Regions from separate parts of the Homo sapiens genome. Here all the other regions are linked to region 1. Evidence: chromatin contacts called from ENCODE Hi-C or POLR2A ChIA-PET data. All regions are on one chromosome and are shown on one strand. The core of a region is the stretch at or near the end of the contact, and the rest is flanking DNA. Distances in the headings are between cores, read along the strand shown.

Region 1 (3,037 bases), core at 310-2,809:
AGGAACCCAATAGGTTGGGGCCTCGTGGATATGGTGAAGACTTTTGCAGTGTAATGTGGGAGCCAGGAGAGGGTTTGAAAGGAGAAACAACCTGACCTGACTTCTGTTCTACTAGTATCCCCCTAACAGTGAGAGGCAGAGAGCCCACCTGGAAGGCCACTGCAACAAACCAGGTAAGAGCAGGAGACAAACTGAGGCCAGAGTGGTAGCAAAGGAGCTGGTGAGGCATGGTTGGATTCTGGATGTGTTTTGAAGACAGAGCTAATGCGATCTGCTAGACCATATATAAGTAAGACAAAAGGGAGAAGTGAAGAAGACTCCAAGCTAGCCAGGCACGGTGGCTCACGCCTGTAATCCCAACACTTTGGGAGGCTGAGGCGGGTGGATCACCTGAGGTCACGAGTTCAAGACCAACCTGGCCAACATAGTGAAACCCCTTCTCTACTAAAAATACAAACAATTAGCTGGGTGTGGTGGCGGGCGCCTGTAATTCCCTTGAATCTGGGAAGTGGAGGTTTCAGTGAGCCAAGATCGCGCCATTGCACTCCAGCCTGGGCTACAAGAGCGAAACTCTGTCTCAAAAAAAAAAAAAAAAGAACACTCCAAGCTTCTTGATCTTAGTACCTGGCAGGATGAATGTCCCATCAACTGGGTTTGGAGGTTGAAAGGAAGAAATCGCAAGATTGGTTTGGGACAAGTTTATGTCTGAATGTCAGATGAACTTCCAAAGAGAGAAGAGTCGGCCATGATATGAGTCTGGAGTTCAGGGCAGAGATCCAGGCTGGAAATACACACGTGGGAGTTCTCATTAGATAAAGAGGGTGAAGCTAGCCAATGGTATAGACAGAGATGATGTCATTCTACTGATGATGAAGCTGAGGCACAGAAGGGTTAAACAACTGGCCCAAAGCCACAGTAATGATCAGTGGCAGAGCCAGGATTCAAATTCGGGATTCAACCCGACGCCAGAGCCCACATTCTTAACCATCAGTAGAGTAAGTTTAAGAGTTAATTCACCTAAAACACTTGGCAGGTGCACAGCACATAGCAAACGCCACAGGCATAATAGGGCTTCACATCTCTTTAAAGTACATGCTCATCCCTGGAGGTCTCCTTCCCTCCCTTCCTCAATATTGCTTCTTCCCACGACTTTCACCCAAATCAAAGCTTGTAAAGCATAGTGCGCTGTAATAACCCTCTGCCTTAAAACCTCCTACTAAATCGCCACGCTGCATTCCAAGGACGTCTCTATATTTTACCATCTGCTGTCTCCTGCTTTACAACTTTCCCCATTGAAGACCCTCCTGCGATATACAGATCACCCCCAACTCACATGCTGCGCTCAGCCTCACAACCCCTCAATCAAGCGCCTACCCTTGTTAAAGGGCACCCTCCCTCCCGATTCCTACAAGGCCAGGTCAGCTGCCCACCGCAGCCCACTCTCCCCCGAGAGAAGCCCCTTCCCCTCCACCTAAGACCTCCACCACGGCCCGCGCAACCGCCACTCCCGCGGCCTCTCACCTTCTCCACTAGCAACCCTCCTCGCGAGCGGTTCAACTGACGAAGCTCCAGCCCCGCCCCAGGATCCGGCGTTCTCGCTTCTGATTGGTCACAGCTTACCAGCAGCCAAGTTTCCATTAGCCAAAAGAGACGCCCATCACTCTGTCCCTCCCCCAGAGGAGAACCCGCCCTCCAAAACTTCCAATTGGCTAACTAAGAAGAGGCTGTCCCAAATGGGTTGGGGGAGGCACCTAACGTCGGGCTCTTCTCTAATCACTACTGGCTAATAATGCTGCCAGTCATACAAAAAGGTTGTTCCCCAGAGTGGAAGGGAAAGAATCCCGGAAGTAGCCCCTTGACTCCACCTATTACCCCCTGCGGGAGGGTAGGCCGCGCCCACGTGGTGGGGAGGGCCTGGAAGGGAGAGCCGGGTGTGCATGCGCATGGGGAGATAGTGGCCGCGGCTCCGGAAACTGGGGAGTGGTCTCAGCATAAAGACAGGTTGAGATTTGTCATCGCTTGGTGCATTCCAAACCTGCACTAAGCATTTTGCAGGACTTGGCTTATTTAAACTTTATAACAGCCCTGCAAAGTTATTATGATTTCCATTTTACCACTAAGAAAACAGTCTCAGAGAGGTATAGCCACTAGCCCGGGTTCACACGGCTTTTGAACGACCCATATTTTAAACCGATCAGTCATGAACTGGAAGGATCCAGCTAAAGGAATTGAGCGCGGGGATGGGGGAGGAGGGACCTCTTTAAGAAAGGAAAATAAAGTTTAAAGAAAAAAAAAAACTGACATGAAAGTTTACTTAGAATATGAAATAATAACAAATTACATATTTAAAAGAGCCAAATACCACAAACATTGCAAAATCCCAAAGGATAACGTAATGTTTTTATTAATTTTCTGCCTGACACACCTCTGTGATGTTTCCTACTTTTTCAGCTGCATGTTTCACAATATCCTTGTCTACAAAGAGAAAAGTAAGTTATCTTTCCTCTAGCGTGGTTGATGGAACTTTTTAAAAATTCATTATAATTTAGAACAAGTTTCAGCTTCACAAATCAGTATTGGTGATGTTATTGAAGTCTTTTGGAAATCTAGAAAAACTTCTGGCCAGGCGCGGTGGCTCACACCTGTAATCCCAGCACTTTGGGAATCACGAGGTCAGGAGTTCGAGACCAGCCTGAACCACCTGGTGAAACCCTGTCTCTACTAAAAATATAAAAAATTAGCTGGGCGCAGTAGCGGACGCCTGTAATCCCAGCTACTCAGGAGGCTGAGGCAGGAGAATCACTTGAACTCGGGAGGCGGAGGTTGCAGTGAGCCAAGATCGTGCCACTGCACGCCAGCCTGGGCAACAGAGTGAGATGCCACCTCCAAAAAAAAAAAAAGAAAAACTTTCATAAAGTTTCATTCACATGTTAACTATGTTTTGGAAAATGTTTCCACAGACTAACTTCTGGCTCAATACTTTCAATTTTTTGTTTGTTGGTTTCTTTGTTTGCTGAGACAGGGTCTCGCTTCATCG
Region 2 (3,037 bases), core at 181-2,680, 920 kb after region 1:
AAAATAATTTTTTTTGAAAAATTAAAAATTACAAAAAAAAAAAGGGTGATCAGAGGAGGCGGCAGTGAAGAAGAAACCACCTCAGATAACCCTCTAGTTCCAACCTGCCCTACCTCCTTTGACAGATGGAGAAAGTGAGATCCAAGAGGGAACTGGGGACAGATGGAGGTCATGGAGTGTAATTTGCAAGGCCTTCAGCAGGGTGGGGCTACTTTAGATACTGTTGGTCAGGGCCCTCTGCTCTCAGGAGGACAATGGAACCCAGACCTGAATAACAATGTGCAGAACTCCAAGAGATCAGCATCTGAAATCAGCATCTGGGCTGAGGACAGCTGGGGGAGGACAGGTTCTTGCCCTGACCTCAGGGGGCTTGCATTGGGTGGGGGAGAGGACAGTCCACAAGCCGTTCTATACTGTCGTGCAGTCGGTGCCAGGAAGAAAAGAATACTCATCAGGGATTGAGGGTGGGGCAGGGTGTCGATGCCACTTCAAACAGTGAGCAGACAGAACTGCTTAGGGGAGGGAAGTTCAAGGAGGCGGAGTGGAGGCAGGTGAGCTGCTTGGCTATTTGGTTTTAATGGCGACTTCTGGTCTAGGAACAGAGTCGATGTGTATGATTACAGTCCTCCTCTGCTCAAAACCCTCCTAAGGCTCCGGTCTCAGGAAAACCAAAAGACCTTAAAGCGATCAAAAGATTGCTTGGATCTGCCCCCATATTTTCACTGAACTCAATCCCCAACCCGTATTGCCTCTCCCTTTCCTTGTAATTCCTCAATGCCCAGGCCCACTGGCTGGGCTTCCTTCCCTCCAGCCTCAGCTCCACCATGCCCTTTCCCATCATAGGGGAGAAAATTGAATCCCTCAACCCCAGTAACCCTCTCCGCCTTTCCAGCTTTCTTTTGCTCCATGGCACTGGTCATCATGAAGGGCCATCTATATTTTACGTAATTATGTTTATAGTGTCTTCCCCCACCGTCTGAACTCCGTGCAAACAAAGATTATCTTCTGTTTATTCCCTCCTGTATTCTCAGGGCTTCAAACAGAGCCTGGCGCACAGGAGGCACTCAGTGAATGCTTGCAAAATGAATTTTTATTGTAATGCATTTAATGAAATAGCCCAGATTACTATCAGGCACCTAATAAGAAACGTGACCGACTATTTTTCTCGCTTGGGGGTGCGTGTGGGCATGCCGTGTCTCAGTTTCACCCGCCCTAAAACGGGATCAGGGATAGCTGTTTCAATGCCTTGTGGGAACTCGGTGTGATTAAATTTGGTCACTAAGCCAAACGCACGGGACACTGCCTAGATTGAGTTAGGCCGCCGTCAGGGCCCCAGCAGGGCGGCTCGGTCCCCTCCCATGAGCCCCGCCCTGGTAGGCGGAGCCACGGGCCCGGCCAGCACGTGTAAGAGTTCGCGGCGGGTCGCCGCAGTCACTCACCTGAGCGCGCACGGTCCGCGCGTCCTCCGCTCGTGCGTCCTCCGCCCGCCCGCCTGCCTGCCTGCCCGCCCGCTCGCTCGCCCGGCCCGCGACTCATGTCCCGCCGCAAGGCCGGCAGCGCGCCCCGCCGAGTAGAGCCCGCGCCCGCCGCCAACCCAGACGACGAGATGGAAATGCAGGACCTCGTCATCGAACTCAAGCCCGAGCCAGACGCGCAGCCCCAACAGGCCCCAAGGCTGGGGCCCTTCTCCCCGAAGGAGGTGTCCTCGGCGGGGCGGTTCGGCGGCGAACCCCACCACTCCCCTGGCCCCATGCCCGCCGGGGCCGCCCTCCTCGCCCTCGGCCCGCGGAACCCGTGGACCCTGTGGACGCCGTTGACCCCGAACTATCCCGGTGAGCACCCCGGGCCCTGGGCCCAGCCTCCCTTACCTTTGACCCTCGGGTGGGACCCTTCCCTTTGGGCATGGGCCCCTCGCCCTGCCTTATCTCCTTCGCCCCGTCCTGCCCCTCAGGCCCCCTTCTGACCTTCGGTTTCCCCTCTCCTTCAGCACCCTCAGCCCCCATCCTGGCCCCACCCCACGCTCACCACCCGCTTCCTCCCTGCAGACCGCCAGCCCTGGACCGACAAACACCCAGATCTGTTGACCTGCGGCCGCTGCCTGCAGACCTTCCCGTTGGAGGCCATCACTGCCTTCATGGACCACAAGAAGCTGGGCTGTCAGCTCTTCAGAGGCCCCAGCCGCGGCCAGGGCTCAGGTGAGTAAAGCCGGGTGCAGTCCCCCTCTCAAGTTCGAGGGCTGGGCTTCCTGCTGGAAAGGGGCTGGGCTGGACGGCAGGGCACTGAGCACTACTTCCCCTTTCTCGCTCCCCATCGGGTGCAGCCTAGGCGTGGCCAGGGCCTGCCCGTCCTAGGGCAGGGACCAGTGGTGGCGGTGGAGGGGGGGCGGGGGGGGACTGGGCAGGGAAGGAGGGCCGCCTACAGGGTGTGGCCAGCCCCAGAAGACTAGCCCGGGATTTTGCCCCCCCCAACACACACCCCAACCTGGTTTCACTTCTCCTTCCCCTTGGCCAGAAATAACTGGCCAGGTGGCTGGACCAGGGTGGCAGTAGGAGGGGACCTCTAGGGAGGGCAGCGGCCGGGGGGAGGGGGAGTGGAGGCCAGCTGGAATGGGGAGGTTGCCACCCCCTCCTGTCTCTCTCTGTCAATTCTGATTGAGGTGCTAGTACAGCTGAGTGTTCAGAGCCAAGGAAGGGGCTTCTGGCTTCCCTCGGTGATGGAATCTCCCAGCCCCGCGTGCTGGGAATCCCCTGGTTTGAGCGAGCTCCCGGGTGCTGGACACCCGGGTTCCTTCTCTTGGGAGGGAATTAAAAGCCTTCACATGGGGCTTGACCCTCGGTGAGCTTTTGGTCAGTGTTGGCTGCAGGGCTTAATCCAAACCTAGTTTCCAGCCCCCTGGCCCTTGCCCTTCTGAGACTTTTGAGAAGTGGAATTATTTAGGGTTGGGCCAGGGAGGGTCTGGTGGTGGGAAAGAGGAGGGGCTTGTGACTGATTGAATCAGCTTTAGAGCTGGAGCATGGAGAGTGGCCTGGAGGAGCGA
Region 3 (3,037 bases), core at 147-2,646, 910 kb before region 1:
TTTGAACCTGGGAGGTGGAGGTTGCAGTGAGCTGAGATCGCGCCATTGCACTCCAGCCTGGGTGACAGAGTAAGACTCTGTCTTGGGGGGGGGGGGTGGAATACAAAAATTAGCTGGGCGCGGTGGCAGGCGCCTGTAGTCCCAACTACTCGGGAGGCTGAGGCAGGAGAGTCTCTTGAACCCCGGCGGCAGAGGTGGCAGTGAGCCAAGATCGCGCCACTGCACTCCAGCCTAGGTGACAGAATGAGACTCCATCTATTAAAAAAAAAAAAAAAAAAAGTTTAAGTTCTACTTTTAGTGGAGATGAGGTTTCACAGTCTTGGCCAGGCTGGCCTCGATCTCCTGATCCACCCGCCTCAGCCTCCCAAAGTGCTGAGATTATAGGCGTGAGCCACCACGCCCAACCTACAGTGTTTTCTTTTTGTTTGTTTTTGTTTTTAAGAAGTTCAAAAAACTTCATGGTTCAAAAACCCATTTAATGCTCAGACATTTGGTGTTCTAATTTCCAAGCTAGGCCAGGAGACAAGAATCAGAAAGAGCCTTGTAATCTGTCTCCTAAACCTTTTCTTCTCCTCCTCTCATTTGGTAAGCCTATCCAGATTAGTAACTACTGAGACAGAGAGAAATGAAATAACTCAGCTAGATAGACAGGAACCCCAGTCCAGAACCCAGGTCTCCTGACACCACCCCCAGCTCTCGTCCCTCCACTCCCCCGCACTGCCCTGGCTGGAGAACAGGAACGCGGAGCATAGGCACATATGGTGGGAGACGCTGGGGGCAAGTCTGTGGAGGGTCCTGACACGCTAAAGACAGTCTGGACTTCATCCTCTGAGGAACCACAGGCTTCTGAGCAAGAATGGCTTGGTCAGGACCGGGCTGGAGAAGGGAATTCCGAGAGCAATCTGAGCCCTCTCCCCCGCCACCTCTGTCCTGCTGTTTCACTCTCATCCACTGGATAAACGCTTCCCATGTAAAGGCCAACTCCAACCTGGTCATAATAAGCATCAGGAAAAACAACTGCTTTACGATGGAATCATGGAAATGCTGACACAGTGGTGGTGTGAGATGCTCCTTTGAAAGGCCTTGTCAGGCCCAGTCTTTGTAATTTCATGGTGGCTCACAGGAAGCGCCTGGGAGCCAGATGCTTTCTGCCTGTGCTCAAGGCCATAATTTCCTTCCCATACTTAAACTGATGACCCTGTGTCTCGCTGACAGAAGATTAGCCAAAGGAACAGGGCAGATAAAGAAGAAGCAAAATCTGAGGAAAACTGGCTGATTTGAAAAAAAATTCCTAAGATTCTTCTTGAGATGAACAACTAAGAAAACTTCCAGATGAACATGATCTGCTGTCTCTGAATGAAAGCCACTGGAAGGCAGGCCAAGCTGGGAATGCTGGCAGCCAGCTCCCTCACGTCACAGATGCGGAAGCTGAAGGGGAGAGGGGAAGGCAGTCCCAGAAACTGCTGTCAGAGCTGTCTGTGCCCTAAGAAAGGCTTTGCGCCCACTTCCCACCCCCATCCCAGTGCTGTCTCTCCACACTCTGCAGAGATGATCACATTAATCAAGACCCTAGAGTCAAAGTGACTGGGAAGGGGACAAAAAAGAATGACATCCAGCCAGTCCCATTTATTAAAGCAATAATCTCCACCCCTCACTAAATGTATACTTCTATAAAATTCTGCTTGTATGTTCTATATGGCACCTAGCCACCACTCAACACTTCAAGATATATTTCAGAGAAAAAAAAAAAGGCGAATTTCAAACTATAAGTAACATATCCTGTTGGGGAGCCCAAAAATAACTAAGAAAACATTTGTGATCATACAAGGAACTGAATAAGTGCATTTTCTATAAAGTGCTAGCTTCATGATTTTCCTTTAGATAAGAGACCAAAATAGTAGTTTGTTCTTCCTTATCAATCGTCATTCCTTAGAAAGTGCTTGGCCAGTAATATCAGGAAGATCAACGAGTCATCTCTTATCACTGGTTTAGCCCTCGGACTTAAGAAGGAAATCAGGTCTGGCCTACTCTTCCATGACAGCTGTCCTAATTGCTAGAGGAAGTCACCTTGACCTCATATATTTGGCTGCTATTCAGAATACCATGTCTCTTGGTCCAAATTATCAAAAGCATACATTAGGTAACAACATACCTTTCTCAGTTACATATGCACAGAATGCCCAAGATAAACCCACTGAGTGGTTCCCTCCGTGGCCTCACCTCCCACTCCCTGGCTCTGAATGGCCCTGGGAAGAGCACAGAGCAGCTACTTTCTTTTGAATCGTCTTAAAATCAATGCACAACAACGTACATCACCATTATAAAAACCCTGTCAGCAGACCGACTCTGACTCCCACGGCATTTACTATGTTAAAATCTTATGGGAAACTTGTACCATAGCTAATATGATTACTGTGTGCAGAATGAAGAGAGGGTTTGGGGATGAGTAGGTGTCTCAACCCAGTTCCTTCACTATTGCATGTGTCTCCCCAATGCCGCAGACCACTCCCCGGCCCCTGAATCCATCTGTGATTTCTGCTTTCTGCTCAGAAAACCCACTGTCAAGGCCTTAACTTAAGAGAGCCTGTCAGAGCCTTAGCTTTGCCATCTCTAACACCACGATCCCTTCTGGCTATTACCGCTCCTCAAGGGTACAGGTGTGGGCACAGAAACATATATAATCTGTTCATACCAAAATGCGATATCATACACACCAACCCTTTAGTTTTCTTCACTGAGGACATCATAGATTGCATTCAGATAAAGAGCCCTTTTTGCCCAGTGAAGAATCATATACAATAGAATAAGGTGGCATTTTTCTTGCTGTGTATGTTGGGGGGAGTTTTGTGATAACTTGTTGTTCCTTGAATGTAAATATTCCTCTACTGTCTTATTTAAAACATTAGAGGGGGCCGTGGCGATTAAAATATATGTGTCATGGCTTGTCAAGCCTCATGACTACCTGAGTTCAAAAAACAGGCTGCTCAACTCCATTTTCCTTACTGACTGTAACAGAAAGCTAAGCTCAGCCAGTTGA
Region 4 (3,037 bases), core at 156-2,655, 860 kb before region 1:
CCCTGTCTCTACAAAAAGTACAAAAAATTAGCCAGGTGTGACGGCATGTGTATGTAGTCTCAGCTACTCGGGAGGCTGAAGTGGGAGGATCACTTGAGCCCAGCAGGTTGAGGCTTCAGTGAGCTGAGATCATGCCACTGCGCTACAGCCTGGGTGACCAAGGGAGACCCTCTTTCAGAAAAAAGCAAAAACAAAGACACACCAAAAAAACACTAAACTAACTGCTGACCTGGAGGGTTTTTTTTTTTTTTGACAGAGTTTCGCTCTTGTCATTCCAGCTAGGGTGCAATGGTGTGATCTCGGCTCACTGCAACCTCTGCCTCCCAGGTTCAAGCAATTCTCCTGCCTCAGCTTCCCGAGTTGCTGGGATTACAGGCACCTGCCATCACACCCAGCTAATTTTTATATTTTTAGTAGAAATGGTTTCACCGTGTTGGCCATGCTGGTCTCGAAGTCCTGACCTTAGGTGATCCACCCACCTCAGCTTCTCAAAGTGCTGGGATTACAAGCATGGGCCATCATGCCCCCGCCAAACTAGAGATTTTTTTTTTTTTTTGGAGTCTCTCTCTATTGCCCAGGCTGGAGTGCAGTGGCGAGATCTGGGCTCACTGCAACCTCTGCCTCCGGGCTTCAAGTGATTCTCCTGCCTCAGCCTCCCGAGTAGCTGGGACTACAGGTGCGCACCACCATGCCTGGCTAATTTTTTGTATTTTTAGTAGAGATGGGGTTTCGCCATGCTGGCTAGGCTGGTCTCGAACTCCTAACCAAGTGATCTGCCTGCCTCGGACTCCCAAAGTGCTGGGATTACAGGAGTAAGCCACCGCGCCGGGCCGGTTCAAATTTATGCTTTTAAACTGTTGTCTCCCGAGAGACACACGCAACGTATTTTAAGCAAAACACTGGCTTGGTGTTGTGGTGGCTCATGCCTGTAATCCTGGTGATTTGGAAGGCTGAGGGTCGCTTGAAGCTGAGTTCGAGATCAACCTAGGCAATATATCTAGACCCCTGTCTCTATTTTTAAAAAAATTAAAGAAATCACTGGATGAGGAATGGAAAGACATTTTCTATCTCCCCAGGACAGTTTTTTAAAATTTAAAACTACTATTCCCAGCATGCCCTTCTCCCCTGGGTGGGGGGAGGGGACCTAAGAGAACTACATTTCCCTGAATGCAACGCCTTCACCGCTGGTTCTTCAGCATCTCGGGAATTGTAGTCCTCTGTAAAGATGTTTGTCCACAAATCCCAGCATGCACTTGGGATCTGACTCGTTTGGTAGGAAAAGGACTGGCTCTGACTCTTCACCCATCTTCACCCAGGCTGGCCCCTTTGGTGAAACTACAACTCCCAGGGGTCTGTGCGCGAGAAGGCAGGCGGGTTTTTCTACCGGAAGTCCGCTCTAGCTCTGGGCCCTACAACTGCACCCTGAGCCGGAGCTGCCCAGTCGCCGCGGGACCGGGGCCGCTGGGGTCTGGACGGGGGTCGCCATGGTAACGGGGGAGCGCTACGCCGGGGACTGGCGGAGGGGGGGCCCACGCGTAAATAGCCGAGGCTGGATCGGGCGCTGACAAGTCCCTTCTCTGCCGCGGATGGTCTGGGTCAGGCGCGGGCTCTGGGGATTGGGACCGATCCAGGGCCGGGAAGGAGGGCACAGGGCGGTGATTCTGCGCGCGGGGGTTACCAGGGGTCTCGCGGCGACGGGCATTGGGGGTGGTGTTCCAAGGGGAAAGGGCTGTGCAGGTGGGAAACGTTGTAGATGGTTGGAAGCTTTGAAACGAGAGGAAACTCGTGAGACACAGTCTTGTGGGTAGCGAGAAGGCATTGGAGGTGGGGAGAGGGCGTCCGAAAGAGGAAGGCGCTCTGGAAGTGTGGCGGGAGCGCTGGGACGAGAACGCGAGACCTTGGAAAAGGGGAGGGAGGTTTTCTTGATGGGAGGAGTCTCTAGAGACAAGGATCTGATTGCAGGTGGAGAGGGGATGTTGAGACAGGGGCAGGAGACTGCCTGTGAGAGAGGGATGATCTCAAGAAGAGACCTGGCACAGGAAACCAAAAGGAGGCAACTGTAGGGAATGAAACTTAAGGGTCTGGGAAAGCGCTGTAAAAGGAGAGAGGACCTGGAGGTAAGATGGACACTCGGAAAGAATGGGGAGCAACTGAATAGGTCTTTCCAAGAGGAGAGATCTTGTGGGGTGGGGAGTAGGCTTGAAAGTGTGAGACCTGGGGAGGAATCTTTGTTGGGGCAAAGACTCAACATTGGATTTAGGAGTGCCCCTATCCCCCAGGTTGGGGCTTTGGATCTAGGAAAGGGTTCTTTGGGCTGGAAGTTGGGAAAGAAAACGAATGAGAAAGAGTGTCAGAGCGGGGGCGGAGTCTCCTCCAGGAACAGGGTCCTTGGAGGCAAAATGTGACCTTTTGAAGAAGGGAGGAAGCTTGGGAGTGGGACAAGGGATGTCACCAGTAAAAAGCCCATTGAGGCCCCAAGGAGGGGAACTGAGACTGAGAAAGTGGAGGTCAAAAGGGAACAACTCCAGAGGAGGGGGATTGGAGACAGGGAAGGTTGGGGGGCATCTAGAGGGGACAGCAGAGGCGTGAGGATGCAGAGATTCAGGACGGAGGGGACTTGAGATTCCAAATGGGAAGAAAACAGGGAGAGGTATACAAGGGAATTTGGGAGTAAGAGGCAGAGCTTTTTGTCAACTCTGTGGGTTTGCTTCTAGTTCTCCTAACTGTGTGAATATGTCTCCGGCTCTGCTCCCAGGCTGTGGCTGCCTGGTGTAGGCCCCCCAACGTCCCTTCCTGCCTGGGACCCCTGCCCTGCTAGGAAGTGGTTTTCCCTGGCTCAGCAGGAGTTCTTGGAAGGAGAGTGTAACATCCTGTTCCGGTCCAGTTTGGTTGGTTGGGGGAGGGAGGATAGAGTGTGTGGAGAATGAGGCTTAGGAAAGACTCTCAGGCTGGGGCGGTGACTCATGCCTGTAATCCCAGCACTTTGGGAGGCTGAGGCAGGCGGATCACATAAGGTCAGGAGTTCGAGACCAGCCTG
Region 5 (3,037 bases), core at 399-2,898, 820 kb after region 1:
TTTCTCAGGCTCGGTCCCTGGCACGCCGCGGATGTCCGGCAGCAGGCGGCAGCCAGCCACGATGTCCAGACGCTCGGCCAGCGCACAAAGGTCCCCGCGCGCCAGGCGCACGCTGTGGGCCGCCGCCAGCCCCGCCGCCTGGGCTGCCGCCAGCCTACTAGCCAGGGCGGCCACGTCGCGGCCTGCACGGCGGTAGACACCGCTCACGGCGGCCGCCACGTCGTGGTCCAGCCGCGCCTGGCTCTCCGCCAGCCGAAGTTGCAGGAGCGAGCGCGCGGGGGCGGGCGCCGGGGCCTCCTCCGTGCCCCAGGCCTCCTCCGCCGATTCCCGCTGCACCACGAGTGGAGGCAGGTCCCTCGGCGCGGCCGTCGGTTCCGGCTCCGGCTCCGGCTCCGAGTCGGTCTCCGCGGCTTCCCCAGCCACCCGCAGCCCCGTGGGGCGGCCGCGCGTCGGGCCCGAAGGACCCAGGTACAGCTCCTCCTCCTCCGACGAGGACGCAGAGCGCTCGGAATCCGTCTCGGTCGCCTCCCCCGGCACCACCGTCTCCGGCCTCCGCAGGGGCCTCCGCCGACGACCCTGGGACGCCATGGCACCGAACTAGGGGAGAAGAGCGAAGGGACTGCACGTGAGACCGGCGCCGCGGTGGGTAAAAGGCGCAGGTCCTGGATTCCCAGCCCCTTCGCTGATTCTCTTAACGACTTGGTGTCAGCTGCTCCCCGTCTGGGCCTCAGTTTCCTCTTCTGTAAACTGGGTGATGATGGGGGTTACTGGACCCCAGGCTCTTCAGCGTACAGATGGGGAAACTGAAGACCAGCTCGAACAAGGATCTGGGGCCCGAGTTCCCGGAGTCCCAAGCCGAGGTCTTTACGAATTTGCCTCCTAGTAGAGGCCACACCCTCCACCTGGTCCACCATGCCAATCTCAGACCCGGAAGCACACGGGCCCGTGAGCTGCTCGGGACCAGCGCCAGAGTCGCAGAAAGGATGACAGTCCGACTGGACTCTGCTGGGGGCACTCATGGGATGGGAGAAGCGCTAACGCCAAAGACCGTACCCGGCAGCTGACGCTCGGAGCTTGCGAGATCCGCTTCCTAACCCGAGTGCTGCGTTCTCACCGTGGCAGCTGAAGGGCTGTGATTTCAACCAATAGGGGAGCGGGTTGGGCGGGCATTAGCGGCCAAGTCACGTGGATTCGCCCGGCTACCAATCAGGAAGCAAGTTCTCAGCATCAGCTTTGAGTGAGCGTGCAGAAGAGTCACATGAATGGAGGAACCGCCAATAGAGAAACAGCTGGGCCGGCTCTTCCAGGTTGTGCGACGAGGAAAGTCTGGAGTGGACCAATAGGGATTTTAAAAGCCGAGTATGTCACGTGTAACCAGTAATTTGGCCAATAGGAATGCTCGAGAACCCGGAAATAGGGAAGGGACGGCAGTAAGAGCAGAAGATGTTGCCACATGTGGCCAGAGAAGGCGTAGGCCCGCCCCCTAGTGTCCCAGGCTCACGCGCACACCACCTGAGTCCGGGGCGGGGAGGCGGGGCTAGTCTAAAACACCAATGGAAGCCGGAGTAGGAGGGCTCGCGCCATGACGCAAGAGGCGTGGCTTACCAAGCCTGGCCAATGAGAGCTGGAAGCGCTGGGCGCATCTTTAGGCGTGCGAGGAGGGGGCATGGCGGATACTGTGTTGTTTGAGTTTCTTCACACGGAGATGGTGGCTGAGCTGTGGGCTCACGACCCCGACCCCGGCCCGGGGGTGAGCGCCGGGCTCCGTGGGGAGGAAGCGGGGGCCACCAAGGTAACGCCTCTGGGAGAGCGGAGGGCGCGTCAGGCGTCCGGGTTCGAACCCGGCCCAGCCCCGGCCTTGCAGGGCAACGTCTGGCCCTGGCTTCCTCCTTTGGAAAGTGGCGTTCGCGACGGTGCCGGCTCGGGGTTATTGCTAAATTGAGCGCGATGATTCAGGGTAAAGCACTTAGCTCAAGGCCTGAGTAAGCGGCTAGTAATCATAATAATGCTGTTATTGGGCGTGTGCTGAGGACTCGCCTCCCCCACTTACTAGGTGTGCGACCCAATGACTTAATCTTTGTGTGTCCTAGTTTTCTCTTTTGTAAAATGAGTATCATAACGTACCTAAGCCTCAGCGTGGGACATTTATTTATTCGACACCCACTTATTGAGCGTCTGTTGTATTCCAGGCACCGTTCTAAGACAGAATCCCTTCCTTGTGAAGCTTACATTTCACTAGGGGAGTCAAATAATAAAATGAAATATGCCGGCTGGGCGCTGTAGCTCCCAGCACTTTGGGAGGCCGAGGCCGTCGGATCACCTGAGGTCAGGAGTTCAAGACCAGCCTGGCCATGGTGAAACCCCGTGTCTACAAAAATTAGCCGAGCATGATGGCGGGTACCTGTAATCCCAGCTACTCGGGAGGCTGAGACAGGAGAATGGCTTGAACCTGGGAGGCGGAGGTTGCAGTGAGCCAAGATTGTGCCATTGCACTCCAGCCTAGGCGACAGAGCGAGACTTGTCTCAGGAAAAAAAAAAAAGAGATAATGGGGTTTTGCCATGTTGCCTAGGCTGGTCTTGAACCCCTAGGCTCAAGTGATTCTCCCGCCTGGGCCTCCCAAAGTGCTAGGATTACAGGCGTGAACTACCGTGACTGGCCCGGGACTGTGTGTGTGTGTGTGTGTGTGTGTGTGCGCGCACGCGCATCCTGCTCGGTCGCCCAGGCTGGCTGGAGTGCAGTGATGCAGTCATGGCTCACTGCTGCCTCGACCTCCTGGGCTCAAGCGATCATCCCACTTCTCAGCCTCCCAAGTAGCTGGGACCACAAGCGCTGCTGGCGCCACCACACCTGGCTAATTTTTTGTATTATTATTATTTTTTTTAGTAGAGACGGGTTTTCACTGTTAGCCAGGATGGTCTCCATCTTCTGACCTCGTGATCTGCCCATCTTGGCCTCCCAAAGTGCTAGGATTACAGGCGTGAGCCACTGCACCCGGCCAATTTTTTTTTTTTTTTAGTAGATACGGGGTTTCACCAT
Region 6 (3,037 bases), core at 202-2,701, 590 kb after region 1:
ACAGGAGAGGGAAGGTTTTTTGATTTTTTTTTTGTTTTTTTTTGAGAGAGTCTTGCTCTGTTGCCTAGGCTGGAGTGCAGTGGCATGATCTCGGCTCACTGCAATGTCCACCTCCTGGGTTCAAGCGATTCTCCTGCCTCAGCCTCTCAAGTAGCTGGGATTACAGGCACCTGCCACCACGCCCAGCCAATTTTTGTATTTTTAGTAGAGACAATTTCACTATGTTGGCCAGGCTGGTCTTGAACTCCTGACCTCAAGTGATCTGCTCGCCTCGGCCTCCCAAAGGATGGGATTACAGGCACCAGCCACTGCGCCTGGCTGGCCTCTGGTTTTTAATAAAACATGACTAGAGTGACTCCATCTTAAAGTGAGTAGCTAGGCACTTACAAGGTTCATGCTTATGGCCTGAAAATAACCACATCCCAGGCTGACCACCAATTATAATTACAGAATATTTATGGCCATACAGAACATGTTCCACCAAGCCTGCAGAATGTCCAAATGTCCTAAGAATGCAGCCCCCATTACTTAAATATAACATAAATGAGCAAGCTTAGGTTGCAGGATTAATGGTCGTGGATAACACCAATAGCCCCTACCTTTAGTGAGCTTATCTGCACACTCCAAGTTTAACTATAGTTCCTTATAGTTTCTTATAAGTAGAAATACTAACAAAGGGCTGTGGGTTTCTCCCCCTGCTTTCTGAGGACACTCTACTCTGTAAAGGAGTAGTTTCCAATAAACTTGTTTCTTTCACTGTGCTCTGTGACTCACCTCTAATTCTTTCCTGTGACAAATTCAAGAACCCGCTCTTGGGGTCTGGACCGGGACCCTCTTTTCCGTCAACAAGACCACTCACCATTCTGGGGCAAAGTCTGCAGGGGCCTGAATAAGCCACAGCTCCGTATCTGGACCCGTCAGCGCCTCCAAGGAGAAACGAGGGGACTCTGAGGCTGGGGGCTTCGCGGTAAAGTTGGGGGGACAAGAGAACCGAGCAGCATCTGCAGCAGAAGGGGAAATGGGGTCGACTGACACCTCCTTGCCGGTCCAATCTTGCAGGGCGCGCCTATCGGTCCATTGGTCTTAACCTCGTGAGCACTCCAGTCCCCTCAACCTGGTTTCTCCTTTCTGCCCACCTGTTCCCCAGGGGCGACCTCAATTTCACCGATCCAACCCCTGGGGGCGCCTTGCTCTCCACGGGTAGCCCCCCACAAGATAACCCTCTCTCCGTTCGAATTCCCGTTCGCCCACTGGGAATGCACGCTCTTCGCAAGTCCTGCTTGCAGGTACGCCTCCTTTTCCGCCCGAACCCTCTCGGACGCCCCTTTCTCCTTCCACCAACGCACCCTCCGCACCCCGTCAACCCGCACCCTCACCGCCGGCCTGGGGCTCCTCCATCCTGGGACCCACACCTCAGGCAACCCTGTAGCCCGGGCTGCTCGCACCAGGTTGCAGACCACGTGGATCCAAAGGGGTAGGGCATCATCCGGGAGCGCCCAACTGGTGCGGGAGCGCGGGGGTAGGCATTGCTCGACTCCCGATCTGCAGGAAAAACTGGGGAAAATTTCAACGTGTGCAGAGCAGAAAACCGAGGAAGAAGTCTTTTTCCGAAAAATGTATTCCCGAAAGCCGCTGATTCGCTGTATTGCTGGAGTCAGAGGCCCGTCGGGTCCCGATGGGTCGCCCCCATCGTCTGTCCAATATGGTTTGTTGCAACGCCTCCTTAAAGGGGCAGCCACACTGCTCTTCCTAAGCCTTAAAGAGACAGGACGGTCGATTGGTCTGAAATTCTTGAAGAGACAGGTAAGAATACTAGTTAGTAGGGCTGTGCTTTCTGTGTTAAATGTCTTCTGGGGAGGCCCAGATGCCTCACAAGTTCAGAACTTGACTGGGAGAAGCGGGAAAATGGAGAAATAGGGGCAATCCGTCCGGAGGGCGTGAAGTTCCAGCCAGGGGCGGGGCTTCTGGACTCCGGGGGAGCGGGAAACATAGGGGGAGGAGCTTGTGGTTCTCGAGGGCGGAGCCTCGGACCCAGGAGCCCCACACGCGTGGAGTGGTGCTGGGCACGGTGTAGCGTTTGTGGATCAAATGGGACTTGTAGATGCCCTCGGGGGTTTAGTCTCATGCGTGGGAAACCTCGATGACTTTCAGGAAGGGACCTGATCGGCGACTCCTCCCTGCCCCAGGGAGCGTGTAAACAGCGGCACGTGGACACAGATTTGGGGGACGCACCCACTTCCCTTCCCACTGGGGCCGCCCCGCGTTGGGCGGCGGTTGGAGCCGCGAGACGGTGGCTAGACAGGGTGACCCGACTGCATTCCTGGCCAGTGTGTCAGCGCCACTTCCCGCCCCCTCTGCCAAGATTTAGGATCCTACTCCAGAATTGGGGCACCCCTTCTCCCCAGGTGGGAGAGGCTTTCCAGAGCGGAGGGAGGGTCAAGGGGAAGGGGAAATGTTTCCCCTATCCAGGATCTCCAGACGGTTTCCTTCGCGTGGGCGAGAGAGACACCGGGGTGCAGCCCCTGCGGGCTCCAGGACTACAATTCCCACAGGACCCGAGGCAAAGAGTCGCCCGAGGGCGGTCGCGGAGGCTGCTGGGGGTTGTAGTCCAAACTAAGATTTTGAACTCTTGCTGGGACATCCTTTGAAGATCCAACCCGCGCTTTTTATCGACGGGGAGATTCGGGCTCAGAGACCCTGGGGGATACTGATCAGGAAAGGGGATAGTGCGCCTGAAGGGGTGGGGCAAGGGCTCAGGAGTCAGTCTCCAGCCACAGCGAGGCAGGCGTCTCGGCTCTTCTGTATCTCCCTGGCCTGGTCGCTCTCGGCTTCTGGGCCTCGCCCTTCCTGTCTGTGAAATGGACTCTGGGTGAATCCAAATGGGATCGTCTTGGGCTACGTCCTGTCCCTCCGGGACTACAAGTCCCAAGGTGCTCGAGGCGACCTTGGCTCCCCCTCCCCACCGGGACCCGCCTCCCTCCAGCCCAAGTCACGTCGTCTAACCTGTTCCCAGCTCCTGCCCCGCCCCGTTCTCCGC
Region 7 (3,037 bases), core at 169-2,668, 570 kb after region 1:
CTGTTTGGGACCGTGTCTGTGTCCCTCACTGAACTGTAAGCTCTGGGAGGACAACACGGGGCTTTTATCTTTTACGTAGATAAAAGAAATGATAGAATATATCATTATAGCCGTGCACTGTAATCCCAGCACTTTGGGAGGTCACAAAGTGACCTCAGGATCAGCTGAGGTCAGGAGTTTGAGACCAGCCTGGCCAACATGGTGAAACCCCGTCTCTACTAAAAATACAAAAAAAAAAAAAAAAAAAAAAAATTAGCCGGGCATGGTGGCACATGCCTGTAATCCCAGCTACTAAGGAGGCAGGAGAATCGCTTGAACCCGGGAGGGGGAGGTGCAGTGAACTGAGATCGCGCCATTGCACTCCAGCCTGGGTAATAAGAGCGAAACTCCGTCTCGAAAAAAAAAAAAAAAAGAAAAAAAAGAATTTATCATTATGACCCTGGGTTATGGCAGGGCTCTTAACACACCAAAAGCAAAAGTCAGAACGGAACAGATTGATAAATAGTTGCGCATAAACACAAATAACTTCTGTGCCAAAAATAACTAAAGTTAAAGCCCAAAGTAGAAACTAGGAGGAAATGTTTGCAATATGGGTAACTAAGGATTAGAATCAGAATCCATAAAGTACCCCTAGAAATTAATAGTAATAAAAAAGCCATACAACCCATTTTAAAAATGGACAAGGAATATGAGCAAGCAATTCACAGAAGACAAAATTTACAAGACCAATACTTTCACAAAAAACATTCCATTTCCTTAGTAATCAGAGAGCTGCAAGTTAGAACAGTGTGATACTATCCTTTCAGGAAGTGACTAATACTAACTCATCAGCCAGGCCCCTGCTCAGATGTCCCTTCCTCCAGGAAGCCCTTCCGGACTCCGGGGCTGAGTCAGGCGCTCCCCCTGACCCCCATCCCACGGCTCTCCCGGGATCTCCCATCCCAGACCTGCCCATTCTGGGTCAGCACTGGGAACGTGTCTGTGTCCCTTACTGAACCGTAAGCTCCGGGAGGACAACACGGGGCTGTCGTTGGTCACTGCTGTGTCACCAGCACGGACTCGCACAGGACCGGGAAGAGAGGAAGCGCGTGGGGGGAATAGGTGTGGAATAAATGAATGAATGAGGAAACTGAAGCCAAGTCAATGTCTGAGTTGGATTCAAACTTAAGTCTCTCCTTACTGAGAGGAGGGACCAAGTTGGATCTCCTGCGATCTGTTCTCCACTGAGCCCTGCCAGGATTCTGGGCACACAGAAGCGCTCAGTAAGGGCTTTGAAACTTAACAGTTTGGGAGCCAGATCCTCAGGCCACATCTCTCTCCTCCCACGACCTCCGCGGTCCTCCAGAACCATAGAGAGTTGTACAGAGATCGCCCTGCTCTATGCTCTACTCTCCTGGGGAGCGGGGCCAGAGAGGCCGGAAGTGCTGCGAGCCCTGGGCCACGCTGGCCGTGCTGGCAGTGGGCCGCCTCGATCCCTCTGCAGTCTTTCCCTTGAGGCTCCAAGACCAGCAGGTGAGGCCTCGCGGCGCTGAAACCGTGAGGCCCGGACCACAGGTGCGGGAGGCGGAGACTGCGGGTGGAGATTGGCGCCGCGGAAGCCAATCATTGCCGAGTCTGAGAGATGGACAAGGCCAGGCGTGGGGAGGGCGTCCAGATGCTAGCCTCGGGGGCCGGACGAACGGAAGGCGGGGGATGGTGGGGACGGAGCCAATAGAATCCGGTGGGGGCGAGGGGCGGAGCGATGGGACTTGTGGACCTGTAAGGGGCGGGGCGAGCCGAAGGTGGAGGTCAAAGGGGCGTGGCGTTACAGAGCCTCTAGCGCTGGGTGTTGGGGACCTGACGCTATGGAGCTCTCGGAGTTTTGTGGGGGACGGCTGTGAGTGGGGGGTTCCTGCTGCGGGATGAGAACGTAGACGCCAGTGGCTCACTCGCTCCTGGCACCTTCCCTTTCAGGCTCCAGATGGACCCTGGGAAGGACAAAGAGGGGGTGCCCCAGCCCTCAGGGCCGCCAGCAAGGAAGAAATTTGTGATACCCCTCGACGAGGATGAGGTCCCTCCTGGAGTGGTAGGACAAGGAGATGCGGGGCCCCTGGGAGGCTGGGGGCTGTTAGGACGAAGAGGATAGGATGGGGCCTGTGGGACCAGGGTGTGGGTTAGTGGATTTGGGGGCCACGGACGACTTGGGGAAACAGTCCTTGGTCCTCCCCAGGTCCCAGTTTCCCCATCTGTGAAATGGATGGGTGGTTCTAAGAGAGGGCTAAGGCAGAGGCCAGACACTGGCATTCAGCAGGTAGCCCCTGATGTGTTTTACGAGGCCAGCACCCTGATTTTTCAAGACATGAATTTATTGCTCGTGTTTAAGAATCGCCAGGTTTTGCAATCTTAAAAAAATCTACACTTTAGACATATTTTGGTAAATGGAAGGACCTGGCAATATTGAAATCTCCTTCCCAAGGGAAAACAATCGACGGGTGATGAGCATTGGCTATGAAGAAAAGGAAAGTGGGCTAAGGATGTAGGGCATGATGGGGGAGAGGACCTTCCTACTCTATTTATTTATTTATTTATTTATTTTTTTGAGACAGAGTCTCGCTCTTTTGCCCAGGCTGGAGTGCACTGGCACCATCTCGGCTCACTGCAACCTCTGCCTCCTGGGTTCAAGCGATTCTCCTGCCTCAGCCTCCCGAGTAACTGGGATTACAGGAGCGCGCCTGGCTAATTTTTGTATTTTTAGTAGAGACGGGTTTCACCATGTTGGTCAGGCTGGTCTCGAACCTCAAGTGATCCGCCCACCTCGGCCTCCCAAAGTGCTGGGATGTACAGGCATGAGCCACCATGCCTGGCCCCTTCCTACTTTAGATAGGAAGGTCAAGGGAGGGCCTCTCTGAGGAGGTGACATCTTGGTAGAGACGTGAAAGAGGTGAGGGAGTGAGCCATGGCGACATCTGGGGTAGAGGGAACAGCCAGTGCCAAAGCCCTGAGGTCAGAGAGAGCCTGCCGTGTTCAAGGGCAGAACGAAGTCTGGTGGGGCTGGAGT

Evidence for each region. A loop is a pair of places that touch in the nucleus more often than their neighbours do. ChIA-PET counts read pairs that join two places held with the same protein, here RNA polymerase II (POLR2A). Pooled maps may share reads with other maps.
Region 2: a loop to region 1 is called in a pooled map, with 9 times the contacts of the local background. The contact joins the promoter of ZNF296 here to the promoter of CCDC61 in region 1. A Hi-C loop is called at or near these places in 1 of 168 maps with a recorded cell type or tissue (CD4-positive, alpha-beta T cell) and 2 of 50 pooled maps. POLR2A ChIA-PET finds 5 or more read pairs at or near these places in 1 of 52 experiments (activated CD4-positive, alpha-beta T cell).
Region 3: a map of transverse colon shows a loop between it and region 1 (17-fold over the local background). The contact joins the enhancer-like site here to the promoter of CCDC61 in region 1. A Hi-C loop is called at or near these places in 1 of 168 maps with a recorded cell type or tissue (transverse colon). POLR2A ChIA-PET finds 5 or more read pairs at or near these places in 1 of 52 experiments (activated B cell).
Region 4: a pooled map shows a loop between it and region 1 (7-fold over the local background). The contact joins the promoter of AP2S1 here to the promoter of CCDC61 in region 1. A Hi-C loop is called at or near these places in 8 of 50 pooled maps. POLR2A ChIA-PET finds 5 or more read pairs at or near these places in 2 of 52 experiments (GM12878 and OCI-LY7).
Region 5: a pooled map shows a loop between it and region 1 (13-fold over the local background). The contact joins the promoter of TRAPPC6A here to the promoter of CCDC61 in region 1. A Hi-C loop is called at or near these places in 10 of 50 pooled maps.
Region 6: a loop to region 1 is called in a map of B cell, with 6 times the contacts of the local background. The contact joins the promoter of POLR1G here to the promoter of CCDC61 in region 1. A Hi-C loop is called at or near these places in 3 of 168 maps with a recorded cell type or tissue (B cell and naive thymus-derived CD4-positive, alpha-beta T cell) and 7 of 50 pooled maps.
Region 7: a loop to region 1 is called in a pooled map, with 8 times the contacts of the local background. The contact joins the promoter of ERCC1 here to the promoter of CCDC61 in region 1. A Hi-C loop is called at or near these places in 6 of 50 pooled maps. POLR2A ChIA-PET finds 5 or more read pairs at or near these places in 2 of 52 experiments (HEK293 and PC-9).

The regions. Positions count from the first base shown.
Region 1 is chr19:45,993,989-45,997,025 of GRCh38, reverse strand. It overlaps CCDC61 (coiled-coil domain containing 61), which reads right to left and starts at 1,559. Exons shown (of 14, transcript NM_001267723.2): 1 at 1,522-1,559. RefSeq lists enhancers at 1,442-1,621, 2,012-2,201.
Region 2 is chr19:45,074,871-45,077,907 of GRCh38, reverse strand. ZNF296 (zinc finger protein 296) reads left to right here and starts at 1,430. Exons shown (of 3, transcript NM_145288.3): 1 at 1,430-1,832; 2 at 2,046-2,195. The coding sequence starts at 1,535. It also overlaps a transcript of GEMIN7 not described here. RefSeq lists silencers at 1,234-1,643, 1,734-1,973, 2,304-2,613.
Region 3 is chr19:46,902,615-46,905,651 of GRCh38, reverse strand. The region is part of intron 1 of ARHGAP35 (Rho GTPase activating protein 35); the gene reads right to left. Among named protein-coding and RNA genes, the nearest start is that of ARHGAP35, 43 kb to the right of the region's middle. Within about 2 kb of position 1,396, at least 14 of the 41 ENCODE cell types and tissues checked have a DNase peak (open chromatin) inside an H3K27ac peak, as active enhancers do.
Region 4 is chr19:46,849,214-46,852,250 of GRCh38, reverse strand. It overlaps AP2S1 (adaptor related protein complex 2 subunit sigma 1), which reads left to right and starts at 1,405. Exons shown (of 5, transcript NM_004069.6): 1 at 1,405-1,487. The coding sequence starts at 1,485. RefSeq lists an enhancer at 1,081-1,390.
Region 5 is chr19:45,176,848-45,179,884 of GRCh38, reverse strand. It overlaps TRAPPC6A (trafficking protein particle complex subunit 6A), which reads left to right and starts at 1,648. Exons shown (of 6, transcript NM_001270891.2): 1 at 1,648-1,750. The coding sequence starts at 1,667. It overlaps BLOC1S3 (biogenesis of lysosomal organelles complex 1 subunit 3), which reads right to left and starts at 1,101. Exons shown (of 2, transcript NM_212550.5): 1 at 1,054-1,101; 2 at 1-597. The coding sequence starts at 588. RefSeq lists enhancers at 1-314, 855-1,174, 1,245-1,314, 1,327-2,270 and silencers at 195-504, 1,675-1,894.
Region 6 is chr19:45,405,058-45,408,094 of GRCh38, reverse strand. POLR1G (RNA polymerase I subunit G) reads right to left here and starts at 1,451. Exons shown (of 3, transcript NM_012099.3): 1 at 1,377-1,451; 2 at 860-1,001. The coding sequence starts at 1,398. ERCC1 (ERCC excision repair 1, endonuclease non-catalytic subunit) reads left to right here. Exons shown (of 10, transcript NM_001983.4): 10 at 1-761. It overlaps PPP1R13L (protein phosphatase 1 regulatory subunit 13 like), which reads left to right and starts at 3,026. Exons shown (of 13, transcript NM_006663.4): 1 at 3,026-3,037. RefSeq lists enhancers at 2,175-2,374, 2,345-3,037.
Region 7 is chr19:45,422,298-45,425,334 of GRCh38, reverse strand. ERCC1 (ERCC excision repair 1, endonuclease non-catalytic subunit) reads left to right here and starts at 1,418. Exons shown (of 10, transcript NM_001983.4): 1 at 1,418-1,554; 2 at 1,954-2,065. The coding sequence starts at 1,961. RefSeq lists enhancers at 690-984, 1,233-1,282, 1,343-1,432.